2 separate regions of the Homo sapiens genome follow, and region 2 is linked to region 1. The links are chromatin loops, found by intact Hi-C in ENCODE. Cell type or tissue: MCF 10A. All regions are shown on one strand. Each heading gives the region's core, and the rest is flanking DNA. Links, peaks and the distances in the headings are about the cores only. Region 1 holds the start of LARRPM (LINC00240 antisense RNA regulating promoter methylation). Region 2 holds the start of TRP-CGG2-1 (tRNA-Pro (anticodon CGG) 2-1).

Region 1 (6,948 bases), core at 914-5,913:
TTGACCTTCTGCCATAAGGTGAGGCAACAAGAAGTCTCTCGCCAGATGCTAGTCCCTTGATTTTGAACTTCCTTGCTTCCAAGACCATGAGCCAATAAATTTATGTTCATTATAAACTTCCCAGTCTTAGGTATTTTGTTATAGCAACACAAAATGAACTAAAATAGATGCTTTTCATATTCTCTGTTCTATTCCTAATGAGTTTGTGATCATGCCGGAATAACTGAATTGTGAACTCCTATTAAGACGTCTATAACAGTTCAACAAAGACAGGGTGAAAGAATCAACAATTATTGCATAACAAACTATCTTCAAAGCTCAAGGTCACATAACAATAAGCATTTATTTCATACAGGCTTATTGGAGAAGTCAGCTGGTCTAGGCTGGGCTCAGCTGGATGGATCTTCTTCAATCTGTAGACAGCAGAGGCAGCCAGACAACTTTTTTCTTTGTCTCTCATCCTCCTCTTCAGACCGGTGGGTGACCTGCGGTTTGTTTTTCTTATGACAATAGCAGAAGTACAAGAAGGCAAGTGGAAATAGGCAAAGCCTTTTAAGGCCCAGGCTGGGAATAAGCACACCATCACTTCTACCCCATTCCATTGGCCAAGCAAGTTGAGTGGACAAGTCTAAATCAAGGGACTTTGTTTTTTAGTTATCTATTGCTGTATAACAAACCATCTCAAATGCAGTGGCTTAAAATACTATGCTCAAATGTAGTAACTTGAAGCAACTGTGATTATTTATTTGCTTATGATTTTACAATTTTGACAGAGAATGACAGAGAGAGCTTATCTCTACACTATGTGGCATCTGCTAGAGTTGTAAGGTATGAGATGGCTTTTTCACTCACAGGTTTGATGTCTTAGAATAGTTGGAGTAGTTGAGGGTTGGCAAGGAATATCTCTCCATGTCTTTCCATGTGGTTAGCTTGAGCCTCTGCAAACCATCGCAGTCTCTAGGTATTTGAACTTCTTAACATGGGAGCTGGCTTCTCCTTAAAGGTAAAAGTGGAAGCTGATATGTTTTCTTACTGCCTGGGCTGAGAAATCACAAAATGTTATTTTTACTGCATTCCATTGCTCACAGTAGTTACAAACCCAAACCAAATTCAAGGTGAAGGGAAACAGACTCTACTTCTAGCTGAGGAGGTGCCAAGCTCACATTGCAGAAGGGAACGAGGGATACTGTTTCAGTCATTTTCAGGAATCCAGTCTACCACAAGTGAAGACAAACTCTCCACCCACAAAAAGGGTGTGGATATAGAGAAGGAGCAATAATTTAATCAACTGTGCTGTATAATACGAATGTGTATATTAAAATGATTTTAAATGATTCTAGAGTCAGTCCCTTGCCCTGATATCACAATCTGGAGGATTGTCATTTAACATAATAAAACCACACTGCTGAAGTGGCCACCAAAAGTACTTCAGTTTTCTTTATTTTTGATAAACACCAGAGGCTGCCATAATTAGTATAATGGAATATTGGATACTGGTTTTCTTTGATGAAATTTGTCCTTGTTAATTAGTTAATTAATATATTAGAAACAAAGATCCCATGGTGTGAAGGGAAAAAAATATTAGAAATATAGTCTCCCTGGGTAAATTAGCGGTTCCCAAAATGAATTAAATATTTAAGAGACACTGTTCAAAGGGAATAAAAATTAAATGAGTTCTAGCCTTTAACTTGAGGGATGGTGCCCTAGGCTGGAGATTTCAGTATTTCTGTGTCCTGCTGTGTCCAGAGGTTTTCTTCTTAGAGATGTTTGGCTGAATCCTCACTCTGAAATATTGTTGCATTTGCCTCAAGCAAAGCTTTCATGAAAGGTAGTTTTGAAGTTAGTAAAACAACAATGACAACAACAAAAACAAATGACAAAACCGTGGGAACTTCATTGAGCTTAGAGAACAGGTTTTATGACTGTTTTTTGCTTGCTTTCTAATAAATGACTATATATGTACAAAATTTTGTTGAAGATCTTCTATCACTATAACTCGTTGGTATGTTGTAGCTAACTATCCCTTACTTTATACTATAAAGTAAGGTATAGTATAAAGTACTATAAAGTAAGCTGCCTACAGACATCTACCAAAAGCACCCAAAGTTGTGTATCACAAAACTGGCTTAAGCCAGTTCACAAAAATTCTTTATGGCAAAGGTCACCATTTTTTAAACACTGTCTGAAGACACTCAATAATACCTTCAACTGATCAGGAACAGAGATAAAATAATTGAATTAAGGTGCTAAATCTATTCAGAAAAAATATCCAAAAGTTAATATAAGGCAAAAAAAAAAGATATTAGTACTCTTTCAAAATAATACTAGAGCATTGTCTAACAAGCCCACTGAAGGGGCAAGTAATCCTCTAAGTTAATGGAACTTTTGGAGGTCACTATTTACTAATGATTAGAAAATAGATTACAAGGTTAAATGTCATTATGTAGAATATTAAGTTTTGAATGATTTTTACCCAGTAAAGATGCAACTAGTTTCTGTCTTTTAGATAAAAATAATCCCAAAGGCCATAGTTTTCACTGCCTCATAGGACATTAGCTAGTTTTTTACTTAAACTTGCAATCTCATGTCAGCATTATTTTTCCCCCACTGACTATACCTTTACCAGCCTTTTCTATTGCCATTGCAATCAGTTTACCATACTCCTCCTTTTCTCATTAGTGACTTAAATAAATATTTGGTGATTAGTTACTATATATATATTTGAAGATTATGCTTTGATAGCTTTTAAGGTACTCCAGTGGCTTAGCAAGAGCTACAAAGTGAGAAGGTGTTCACTTTATTATCATCTGGTGCATTCCTGAACGGGACCTCGCTAACCTTTCTCAGGAGAGAGTCTGTGAGTGGACAATGTCCAGATACATGCAAGACCCATTTAGGAATACAGATCTCAAGAGAGAGTTATCTGTGCTCAGCTTAATTCCACTCACCTCCGTGTCCCAAGTGGGACACATGTGCTTTCAGATTTGTGGCAATCTTTATAGCTAGGAAAACAACTCCCAATTACTCAGTTCAATTCCCTCTCTTGCTGAAGAGTTGGGAAGCATATGATAAAAGCTATGTCCAGGCAAACTGCAGGTGTCATAGGGAGAGGAAGCCTATTTTAAAGTCAAAATCCCTATCTACTTCCTACCCACCTCAGCCACAACAATATGCTTATTCTTGTAATGCTGTTCTAAAGATTTCAGGTTTCTGGGTCTATTATCACTCATCCTTTTCCAAGTCCAGGTAATTGAATGCCTGAGGACACCAGGTGCTGTTTCTCAGTTGATAGAAGCTGCTAGATCTTCCATGACTGTTGATTTTTATCAGGGTAAAATTAAGTGGGGGAAAAATACTGGAGGGGACACTGTTGTCAGAAATCAGTCCCCCCACACCCCTCCCAATCAGAGCTTTAATCAGACAGGAACCTTTTACTATTTCCCACTTTTGAGTTTCCTTAAATGGAGTTCAATGCTTATCACCTGATGGGAGTTTCTTAGCACTAAGTATGTGCCAGGGGCTCCCCGAGGAACGATGATCGATGATCCTAAGAACAAAGTGGAAAGAAGGATGTAAAGAGATGATGTTCTTTACCTGAGATCGACGTGCAGAACAAAGTGGAGATAGAAGGTAGCTAACTCACTGCGGCGCAACGGATTTTGTTGGTAATTGGCGTTGCTTGGTTCTAAAAAGGCTAAGGAAACCAATAACAATAAACTGTGTACACAATTCCAAACACGTTAAAGACGATGGAGTCGGATTACAGGGGGAAAGGCACTTCAAGTAATGCTATTTTGGGTTGGAAAACAATGCTCCAGGTGAGGCTCGAACTCACAACCTCGGCATCACTCGCACACATACTGCCATATAAGTACCGCGCGCTAACCGATTGCGCCACTGGAGCACCCAGTTTCTACTTCCGGTCACTCCTTACACAGCCTACACAGGAACATCCGGCGTGTTTGCTCTGGTCGTCACAGCACCGGTTCCTCGGGCGCGCGCCCTTAGTCCTGGGGCCGCTTCTCCCCCGGACGCGTGCGAAGGCGGACTGGGTTCCGCTGCGGTCTCCACGGGAGCCACCGGTCCTGAAAGCGCGGAGCATGCTTTGTTTGCGGAAACGAAAGCGAATACTTCTTTCCAAGGAGACTTAGGAAAGGGCAGACGCTCCCACTGCCTCAGGTGTTCCCTGGAGGACCTTCAAGTGGCCGCCGTGTGGGCGGGCTAGCGTCCCGCTGCTGCGCTGGTTCCGGAGCCCTTCCCTTGCCTCTCCCAGGGTCCTTCTCCCAGCGTCGGAGGAAGGCCCGCAGTCTGCGAGTGGAGTGCGGGTGGTGGGAATCCCTGGGAGGATTACGAAATCCTTAAAGTGGGATTTACCAAACGCATTCCTTTCCGCTCACTTCCGTTCCCGCTTAACAAACGTGTTGGAAACGTGTTGCTACTGAAAGGAAGTGGCGCTGGGCTGCATTTTCTGTGGCTAGTCTGCGAGAAACAGCCCTGGAATAGGGCCTCTATTTCTTCCTTGGAGCATCCCTCCCCGGGACCTGGGAGTTGAAACTCTAGGCTAAAGCAACTGAAGCAGGCCCAGGACTGGGTCTCTGAAATTCATGGTGTCTCTACGCTGAGTTAAACTAAGTTTTTCAGAAAATGTCTAACTAGGCTAAAGACCTTGTGCTTCAGAGTGTTTTGAGAGGAGAGTTTGGGGAAAAGGGCTCTCTCTAGAAGGTAAATTTGTATGGGAGATGGGGAGTGTGTGTTTACACGGAGTATCGGGCGTCTTTCTTATGGGTGGACATTGTGGATAAGAATGAGATATTAAGGCAGAATTAGCTGGGCTTTTAATCCCAAACAGTGTTTTAAAAATAAAAACTATATATTTAAGGTGTACAACATGATGTTTTGATACATGTACACAGTGAAATGATTTCTACAGTCAAGCTAATTAACATAATACATCTCTTCACAGTTACTATTTTGTGTAAGTGGTGAGAGCGCATGAAATGTACTCTCCGCAAGTTTCCAATGCACAATGCAGTATTAACTATAGTTATGCTATGCATTACATCTCTAGACTTATTCATCCTATAGAACTGCAACTTTGTATCCTTTGACCAACATCTTAACCATTTCCATACGTCTCCACCCCTGGTAACCACTGTTCTACTCTGCTTCTATGTATTTGACTTTTTTAGAATCCACATAAGAGATCATGCAGTATTTTTCTTGCTGTGTCTGGCTTGTTTCACTTAGCATAATGACATCGAGGTTCATCCATGTTGCAAACAGCAGGATCTTCTTTATTAAGGATGAATAATATTCTATTGTGTGTATAAACTATATGTGCTTTATCCATTCATTGGTGGACAGCCACTTAGGTCGATTCCATATCTTAGTTATTGTGAATAATGTTTCAATGAAGATGGGCATGCAGTTATTGCTTCGAGATCCTGATTTCATTTCCTTTGCGGATGTGAACACCGAAAATTTGAGACACGTTTCAGTTAATTTAGAAAGTTTATTTTGCGAAGGTTGAGGACACACCCCTGTGACACAGCCTCAGGGAGTTCTGACTACCTGTGCCCAAGGTAATCGGGGCACAGCTTAGTTTTATACATTTTAGGGACACATGAGACATCAGTCAATATATGTAAGAAGTACATTGGTTCCATCCAGAAAGGCGGGGACAAAGCAGGGAGGGGGCTGCCAGGTCTTACTTTTGAGTTTCTGATAAACCTTTCCAAAGGAGGCAATCAGAGTATGCATCTATCTCAGTGAGCAGAGGGATGACTTTGAATAGAATGGGAGGCAAGTTTGCACTGAGCAGTTTCCAGCTTGAATTTTCCTTTTAGCTAGTGATTTTGGGGGTGCAAGATATTTTACTTTCACAGTATATACCCAGAAAAGGTACTGCTGGATCATGTGGTAGTTCTATTTGTAATTTTCTGAGGAACAGCCATACTGCTGTTTTCCATAAAGGCGGTACTAATTTGCATTCCCACTCATAATGTAAAAGGGTTCCCTTTTCTCTACATTGCCAACACTTGTTATTTTTTATATTTTTAAATTGGTTATTCTAACAGGTCTGAGATGATGTCTCATTGTGGGTTTGATTTGCATTTCCATGATGATTAGAGATGTTGAGCATTTTTTCTATTGGCCATTTTTTATGTCATCCTTGGGAAAATATCTGTTCAGGTTCTTTACCTATTTTTTAATTAGATTTGGTTTTCTTGCTATTGAGTTGTATGTGTATATATATATATACCTTATATATTTTGGATATTAACTCCTTATCAGATACATGGTTTACAAATATTTTCTCCCAACCAATAGTTGCCTTTTCGTTTTGCCCATTGTTTTCTTCTCTGTGCAGATTTTTCGTTTGATGTAGTCTCACTTGTTTACTTTTGCTTTTGTTTCCTGAGCTTTTGGTGTCCTGTCCAAGAAATCATTACAAAGGCCAGTGTCAAGGAGGTTTTCCCTTACATTTTCTTCTAGGAGTTTTACAATTTCAGGTCTTCTGTTTAAGTCTTTAACCTATTTCGAGTTGAATTTTATGTAAGGTGTAAGATAAGGGTGTAATTTTTTTATTTTGTATGTGGGTTCCCAGTTTTCCCAACACCATTTATTGAAGAGGCTGTCTTTTCCCCAATGTGTATTTTTGTCACGCTTGTCAAAAATCAGTTGACTCTAAATGTGTAGATTTATTTCTGGGCTCTCTATTTTGTTCCATCGGTCTATGTGTCTGTTTTCATGTCAGTGCCGTGCTGTTTTGATTGTATGGCTTTGTATAGTATATTTTGAAGTCAGGTAGTGTGATGCCTCCAACTTTGTTCTTCTTTCTCAAGATTGCCCTGGCTATTTAAGGTCTTTTGTGGTTTTATGCAATCTTAGAATGTTTTTATTTCTGTGAAAAATATTGGAATTTTGATATTGTGTTGAATCTGTATA
Region 2 (6,948 bases), core at 810-5,809, 71 kb before region 1:
CAAAGTCATTCTAATTATGGAGTCTACATTTGCAGTTAGCTTTTATTTATCTATTTCAGGATAATTTCCTTGTCCTCAATGTTCTGCAATGTCTGAAAGATATGCTTTAGTGTGTTTCTGTTTCCATTCCTTGTTTTGGGAACTCTATTACATCATTAAATCCTGTATTTCGGTTAGGGATATTAGCTTGTTTTTCGTTGTTGCTAGTTTTCTGATTTCTGTGTTCTCTGCCCTTTTTTTTTTTTTTTTTTTTTTTTTTTTTGAGACAGAGTCTTGTTCTCTTGCCCAGGCTGGAGTGGAGTGGAGCAATCTCAGCTCACTGCAACCTCTGCCTCTTGGGTTCAGGTGATTCTCTGCCTCAGCCTCCCAAGTAGCTGGGACTACAGGCGTGTGCCACCACACTCGGCTAATTTTCTTTTCTTTTCTTTTGTTCCTTTTTCTTTTTCTTTCTTTCTCTCTCTTTCTCTCCCTCCCTCCCTCTCCTCCCTCCCTCCCTTCCTTCCTTCCTTCCTTCCCTTCCTTTACTTGGATTTTAAATCTCCAGTATGTTTCCTCTACCTTTTGTTTTGTTTTTACTGCTCTTTCCTGGTTACATTCTTTTTACTTTTAAAAAATTAATAGACATTTTTAGGCAGTTTTTTATTTACAGAAAAATTGAAGAGAAAGTACAAAGAGTTCCCATATATCTCCTATCCTTCCTATAGCTTCTCTTATTATTAAATCTTATACGATTGTGGTCCATTTGTTACAACTGATGAACCAATATTGATACATTAATATTAACTAAAATTTGTAGTTTACTTTAGGTTCACTTTCTTTGTTGTAACTCTTATGGATTATGTTGTAACTCTTTCCTCTTTGATAAATGTATAATGGCATGTGTCCATCATTACTGTATCATGTATAATAGTATCTCCACTCTAAACATTCCCTGTGCTTCGCCTCTTCATCCTTCCCTCCCTCCCTCCCTCTTAGCAATGACTGCTCTTTTTTGCTGTTTACATATTTTTACCTTTTTCACTACGTTATATAGTTGGAATCATATATACAGTATGTGGCCTTTTCAGATTGGCTTCTTTCACTTAGCAGTATGCTTTTAAGATTCCTCCATGTCTTTTCCTGTCTTGATAGCTCCTTTCTTTTTATCATGAATTAATAGTCCATCCATTGTGCCATAGTTTGCATTAAATATATCCATTCACCTATTGAAGTACATCTTGATTGTTTATGTTTTAGCAAATCCAAATAAAGCTGCTATAAACATTGATGTGAAGGTTTTTGTGTGGATATGGTTTTTCAACTCATTTGAGTATATATCAAGAATCACAATTGCTGGAGTTTCCCCTTATATTTTTACTCCACATTTTGGAGATGCCCTTCAGGTTTTATGTTAATTGTTCTATTAAGTTTTTTCTTTCTACTCTCATAATTTTAATTTCAAGAGACTTCTATAGAGTTATCCTTTTGTACAGCATTCTTTCTCTCCCTTTCTTAAAATAGCTTTTAAAAAATCACTGTTTCTCAGATTGGACACTAACTTCAGTGTCTAATGATGCCTAGTGATCTTTGATTGCTGGTCCATAATTATAATTAAGCCCTAAAAATAACTGGAAACTAAGACCATGAGTCCAATTTATTGACTCTGGGAACCATTTTAGAATGGACTGCCTGTGTCATTTACTATCAGACTTTTACATGTCAAAATGTCCAACTTATCCCTCTTAGGATAGTAAAATTCCTTGTTGAGAAGGGTCATTCAATCTCTTCTGCCTAGATGACATCACACTGACTTTCTGCATTCAGAGAAAATTCTTAATGAACAGAGGTCAGAGGAAGTTCCTTTTGAATTTCAAACTTAATAAGTAACACTATTCCAAGTTATAAAATTAAATTACAAATAAATTATACACATTAATTTACAAATAAATTATACACTTATATTTTATTTATAAAAAGAGACAATATATTACACCCCACCTATGAATAAGGATGTGCATCTTCATACTCAGTGGCCCTTAAAGTTGGTCAGAAAAAGGAAAGGTAAAAAGATCCACACTTTCAGAATACCAAGATGAGCAGAGCGAGCTGAGCCTCTGTGAGGTCCATGAAGCTAGAACGAAATTGGGGTCGGGGAGTGGGTGTCCACTTTCAGTCTTGGCCACAAAAGCAAACAAAACAGTTATTCTGAGGAAATATTTTAATTTAGACAGCATGAGCAAAATAACTGGATTGATATCTTCCTCTCCATTTTTTCCCTGTTTCGAATTCCAGTGTTAATCAATTCTCCTGAGTGTTTTCAACAAAGTACCCGCAAATTTCCAGAGCATGGGATGAGAAAAACTTTGAAATTCCAGCCTTAATGACTGCTCCTCGTGGTCTCTCTCTCCAGTTAGACGAACCTGGGCTAGCAATATTCCCAAGAGTCAATAGTCAGCCCTGGTGCTATATACTTCCATGGGAATTCCATACTTTCTCAAAACGCGTCATCATGGTAAATAATTAATTACTTGTAATATTAAGTTCTGTAGAAATAAAACCATGTTTTTCCGTCACTGCCTCCACAGCTTTCAGCACTGAAGGGTGACATGTCATACTCATTGGCTATGCATCCGTTGAAGAAATAAAGGAATGAACTCTGACCGGGGAAAGCAGGAGAGGCAGGAGTGTGACACCCTAACAGTCGACTGCAGTGGGAGCAGTGGCACCAGCAGCACTTGGGGAGACTTTTACTTTCCAGTGTGGCGGGAGTAGTAAACACTAGGAGTCAGAGAGTAATCACCGAAGCTGGAGTTAAAAGTGTAAATTAAAATCCTCCTTCCTATAAGAGGAAGATAACCGGTTGACTGCAACTCACGTTTCCCCTCCAGCACTCGGTTAAACACGCACACGCACGCGCGCACGAGCTGCCCACGGTCTTCCTTTCGGGGTTTGAGAAGAGACAGACAGAGGTGGGAGAGCGCAGCTGCAGCCGCATCAACATTCCGGTGTCTGCCCTTAGAAGAAGTCCGGATTCAGTACTCGCCTGCTTAGACAATTCTACTGTTGATGTGGTGAAAGTACATATTTTTGGGTATGACTATTTGGGGAAATACTTTAAATATCCTTAAACCTTATTGGGCGAAAATGAAGTGGGCTCGTCCGGGATTTGAACCCGGGACCTCTCACACCCGAAGCGAGAATCATACCCCTAGACCAACGAGCCACTTAGAAATGGCTTTTGCTTATATTTACTGTAGGATTTATTCCCAAATTATTTATTTTTATTCCTCAAAGAATTTGTTACCAAATAATATTTATCACTCCATCAATCATTTACATAAATGAAAGGGTTGGAAAGGCTATTTCTGTGGATGGTCTGCTGGTAGCTTAAATTACCATACTATGGTAAAACTTGTCACCTGTAGAAACATTTCTCCTTTATTCTACTTTGCTATACTACTCTAAGTAATTTAACTCATTTTTTCCATTTTTAGCTTTCAATTAAAATATTTTAGAAAAATTTGAGTTTTCAAGTTTCCTTATCTCACTTCTACCCTTTTTGAAAGTTGGATATTACTGTTACTGAGGGACTTCTAGATGATTTGCTCTAACAAGGAATATTTTCGCTACCAGAAGTTTTTCAGAAAGAATATTCCTAATCTCAGCAAAATTCTACTTATAAGAGATTTCTTAAGGTCAACTTTTCAGGAGTACCAAGATGTATTTGGTTAGTTTACTAACTTCTTCCTACATACAGATTTAAGAAAGTTACAAAAACTTTCGGTTAAATGCAAAGAAAGTTTTTACAACAGATCATTAGCTGATACATCTAAGCCACATTTTACATTCATGTTAAAATTTATGTTTTGAATTAATACATATTTTCAATTTCATTTTGCTGTCCCGAATTTGATACCTTCAAAAATTTAAAAGATCTCATTCAGTTCATTCTTTCAATTATCCAATAATTATTATAGAGTACCTGTTTATTTACTAAAAATGAAACTCTCTTGCAAGGACAAATCAAAATAAGGATTATCTTGAATATGTGTGAAGAGAAATCAATATTTTCTGAAAGGGAGAGTAGATTTAAACTAGTACTTAATTTGAATTTTGACATGGATTTACTGAGCGGATCAAAATAATTATGAGGCTACTAGGCATTCCTCTAACTCCTGCCCACCTTACTAATATTAGAATAGTGAGATTCTTATTGCAATCCGACTGCTTTCTTTGTACTATGAAAACCTAAAAAATCTTGACTAACTCCTCTGAAACACACACCTAGGAGTAGTAATCATTCCTAACTGCCCTAAAACTTAGAAGTGATTATGGTTCAGACTCAACATTCCACTTCCATGAAAATATGTTTTTCTCCTCAAGAAATAGCATCTCATGTTCATGCATAGATGGAGCTGGGACATAGGACTATATTGAGATGTTAAATCAAAGGTTAAATATTTCAGTGTGGAAAATAATTATTTGTCCTGAACCCAACAATTTCCCAGAGAACCTGTTCTTTGACACACAACTTAGAGCACTTCTGTTCATCTTGAAATCAACTGAATAGATTAGTTTACTAATTTCTGAACTCAACACAATGGTAATGGGATCACATACTTTATATACAGACCCACACTCTCAACCCCAAACCCTCGTTCTCTCTTCATTTTTGTAGTATAATATACATTTCCCTTCCCAAATCCAACTTTTCTAAGGATAATAAATAGTTCATTTACTTTTATACCAGTGGGAACTCAGACTCCAGAGAAAGGTCATTATTTAAAGATTACTAAACATCAGCATCATTACACACATCAGGGGACCCACGTAGGACTTATATTCCAGTCATTTTACAGAGATGTTTATTGTCCTTGTCTAGGCCATGTAGATCATGCATAATAACATGCTTAGTTACATTAGCAAATATGAATATATTCATAAACTCAAATTTCTTGGAAAATAGAAAATGTGGCTTAAAGATATAGTTACAGAAGACAACTTAGAACAATGGATATAAAATTTCCCAACAAATGACAAGATTCATTCACCAAATTTCTATATACATATACAAACATACACACATACACATAAACCCACACACATATATACATATATCAAATTACCCAGCAATTTCTCTGTTGGATATATACCCAAAGAAAATAAAATCAGCACCTGGTAGAGGTATCTGCATTTCCATGTTCCTCAGTAGATGAATGGAGAAAAAAATTGTCTGATGTATGTGTGTGTGTGTGCACGCAGAAGCGTGTGCATAAAAATGTGTATATATAATATATATATTATACATCTGGGTGCGGTGGCTCATGCCTGTAATCCCAGCACTTTGGGAGGCCGAGGTGGGCAGATCACTTGAGGTCAGGAATTCAAGACTAGCCTGGCCAATATGGCAAAACCCCGTCTCTACTAAAAACTCCATCTCTCACAAAAATTAGCCAGGCATGGTAGCGCATGCCTGTAAATCCAGCTACTCAGTAGGCTGAGGCAGGAGAATTGCTTGAACTCTAGGGGCGGAGGTCACAGTGAGCCAAGATCGCACCACTGCACTCCAGCCTGGACAACAGAGTAAGATTCCATCTCAAAAAAAAAAAATTAAAAAAATTATAATACATATTATAGTGTGTGTGTGCGTGTGTGTGTGTGTGTGTGTATATATATATATATATAAATGTGGTATAATGTGATATGAATATATATAATGAAATACTATCCAGCCTTAAAAAAGGAGGTACTGCCGTTTGCAACAACATGGATGAAACTGGAGGACATTATGCTAAGCTAAATAAGCCAGGCATAGAAAACAAAATACTACATGATCTTACTTATATATGCAATCTAAAAAACAAAAACAAACAAAAATCTCAAATACACAGAAACAGAGTAGAGAGATAATTATCCGGAGTGGAAGAGTAGAGGAGGAAATGAAGAGATATAGGCCAAAGGGTAAAAAGCTGTAGATATCTGATATGAATAAGTATACAGATCTACTGTACAACATGAGGACAATAGTGATAATATTGTAGTATATGCTGGAAATTCGCTAGGAGTGGATTTTGGATAATTTTAACATAGAGACACAAAGGATAACTGTGAGATAATGAATATGTTAATTTGCTTGACTATAGTAACCATTTCACTATGTATATCAAAAATTATTTTATACATCTTAAACAGATGTAATACAAAGTTTAATTAAAAATAGATATTTATATCAGTATAAGATCTCCTGAAACAGAGTTGCATCCCAAATCGTTATGACTGTGTCTGTTTTATGACTCTGAAGTCTCTATATTCCACTAAAACCAAATACTGAATCCCTCAAAGATATGACACTTTAAAAAATCTCCTCTTGGAAGCCCATCTTTTTAGTCAAGCAGTGTAAACTGCCTCCCAAATCTTTATAGTTTGGGAGGTTCTCTACTTGCTGAAGTTCTCATAAGGTTTCTCTTCAGGTGACATTTCTATTCACCTGAATTTTTATTCAGTTGAGAGAGGACTAAGGAAATGGGCCAGTCCAGGATCTTTATTGTAAGTCTGGCCACAGGCCTCCAACCAATTGACTGACAGTTGGAAGTTGAACAATGTTGCTCAATAGAGAAATTATATTGATAAAGATGGTCATGATGATGATTGTGGTGAGATGATGGTGATGATGGTCATGGTGGTGGGGTGATGAGGATGATGATGATGACAATATGAAAGACAAAAGTAAAGTAAAATGCACACTTTGCAGGAATGTGGCTCACATAATTGTGTTGATTCTTCCAGCTGGATCACCAACACTTGTGTGCCTGTCATGAAGTTTTCATGAGCTAATGAAGTGCTAGAAAATGGAATCATTATGAACATAAATAACAAAGTGATTGGTAACACAGAATTAAAGCACATGTAATTGCAGTGTACAAGAGGCAGATTTTTTTTTTCTTTTTTTTGAGACAGAGTCTCACTCTT

The links. Peaks named below come from ENCODE experiments on the same cell type or tissue, not always from the same donor. Only the 100,000 strongest peaks of a DNase experiment are listed, where the experiment ranks them.
Region 2: a loop joins it to region 1, with 8 times the contacts of the local background. A loop is called at or near these places in 1 of 110 quality-filtered maps.

Annotation. Positions count from the first base shown.
Region 1 is chr6:27,017,302-27,024,249 of GRCh38, reverse strand. It overlaps LINC00240 (long intergenic non-protein coding RNA 240), which reads right to left. Exons shown (of 3, transcript NR_026775.2): 3 at 276-996. It overlaps LARRPM (LINC00240 antisense RNA regulating promoter methylation), which reads left to right and starts at 3,944. Exons shown (of 1, transcript NR_026776.1): 1 at 3,944-4,884. TRI-TAT2-2 (tRNA-Ile (anticodon TAT) 2-2) reads right to left here and starts at 3,904; the gene lies at 3,811-3,904. RefSeq lists an enhancer at 3,940-4,199. In MCF 10A, for the core only: no CTCF peak of the experiment used is centred there; DNase peaks (open chromatin) are centred at 3,939 and 4,339.
Region 2 is chr6:27,087,996-27,094,943 of GRCh38, reverse strand. It overlaps TRP-CGG2-1 (tRNA-Pro (anticodon CGG) 2-1), which reads right to left and starts at 3,202; the gene lies at 3,131-3,202. RefSeq lists a silencer at 3,005-3,054. In MCF 10A, for the core only: no CTCF peak of the experiment used is centred there; a DNase peak (open chromatin) is centred at 3,043.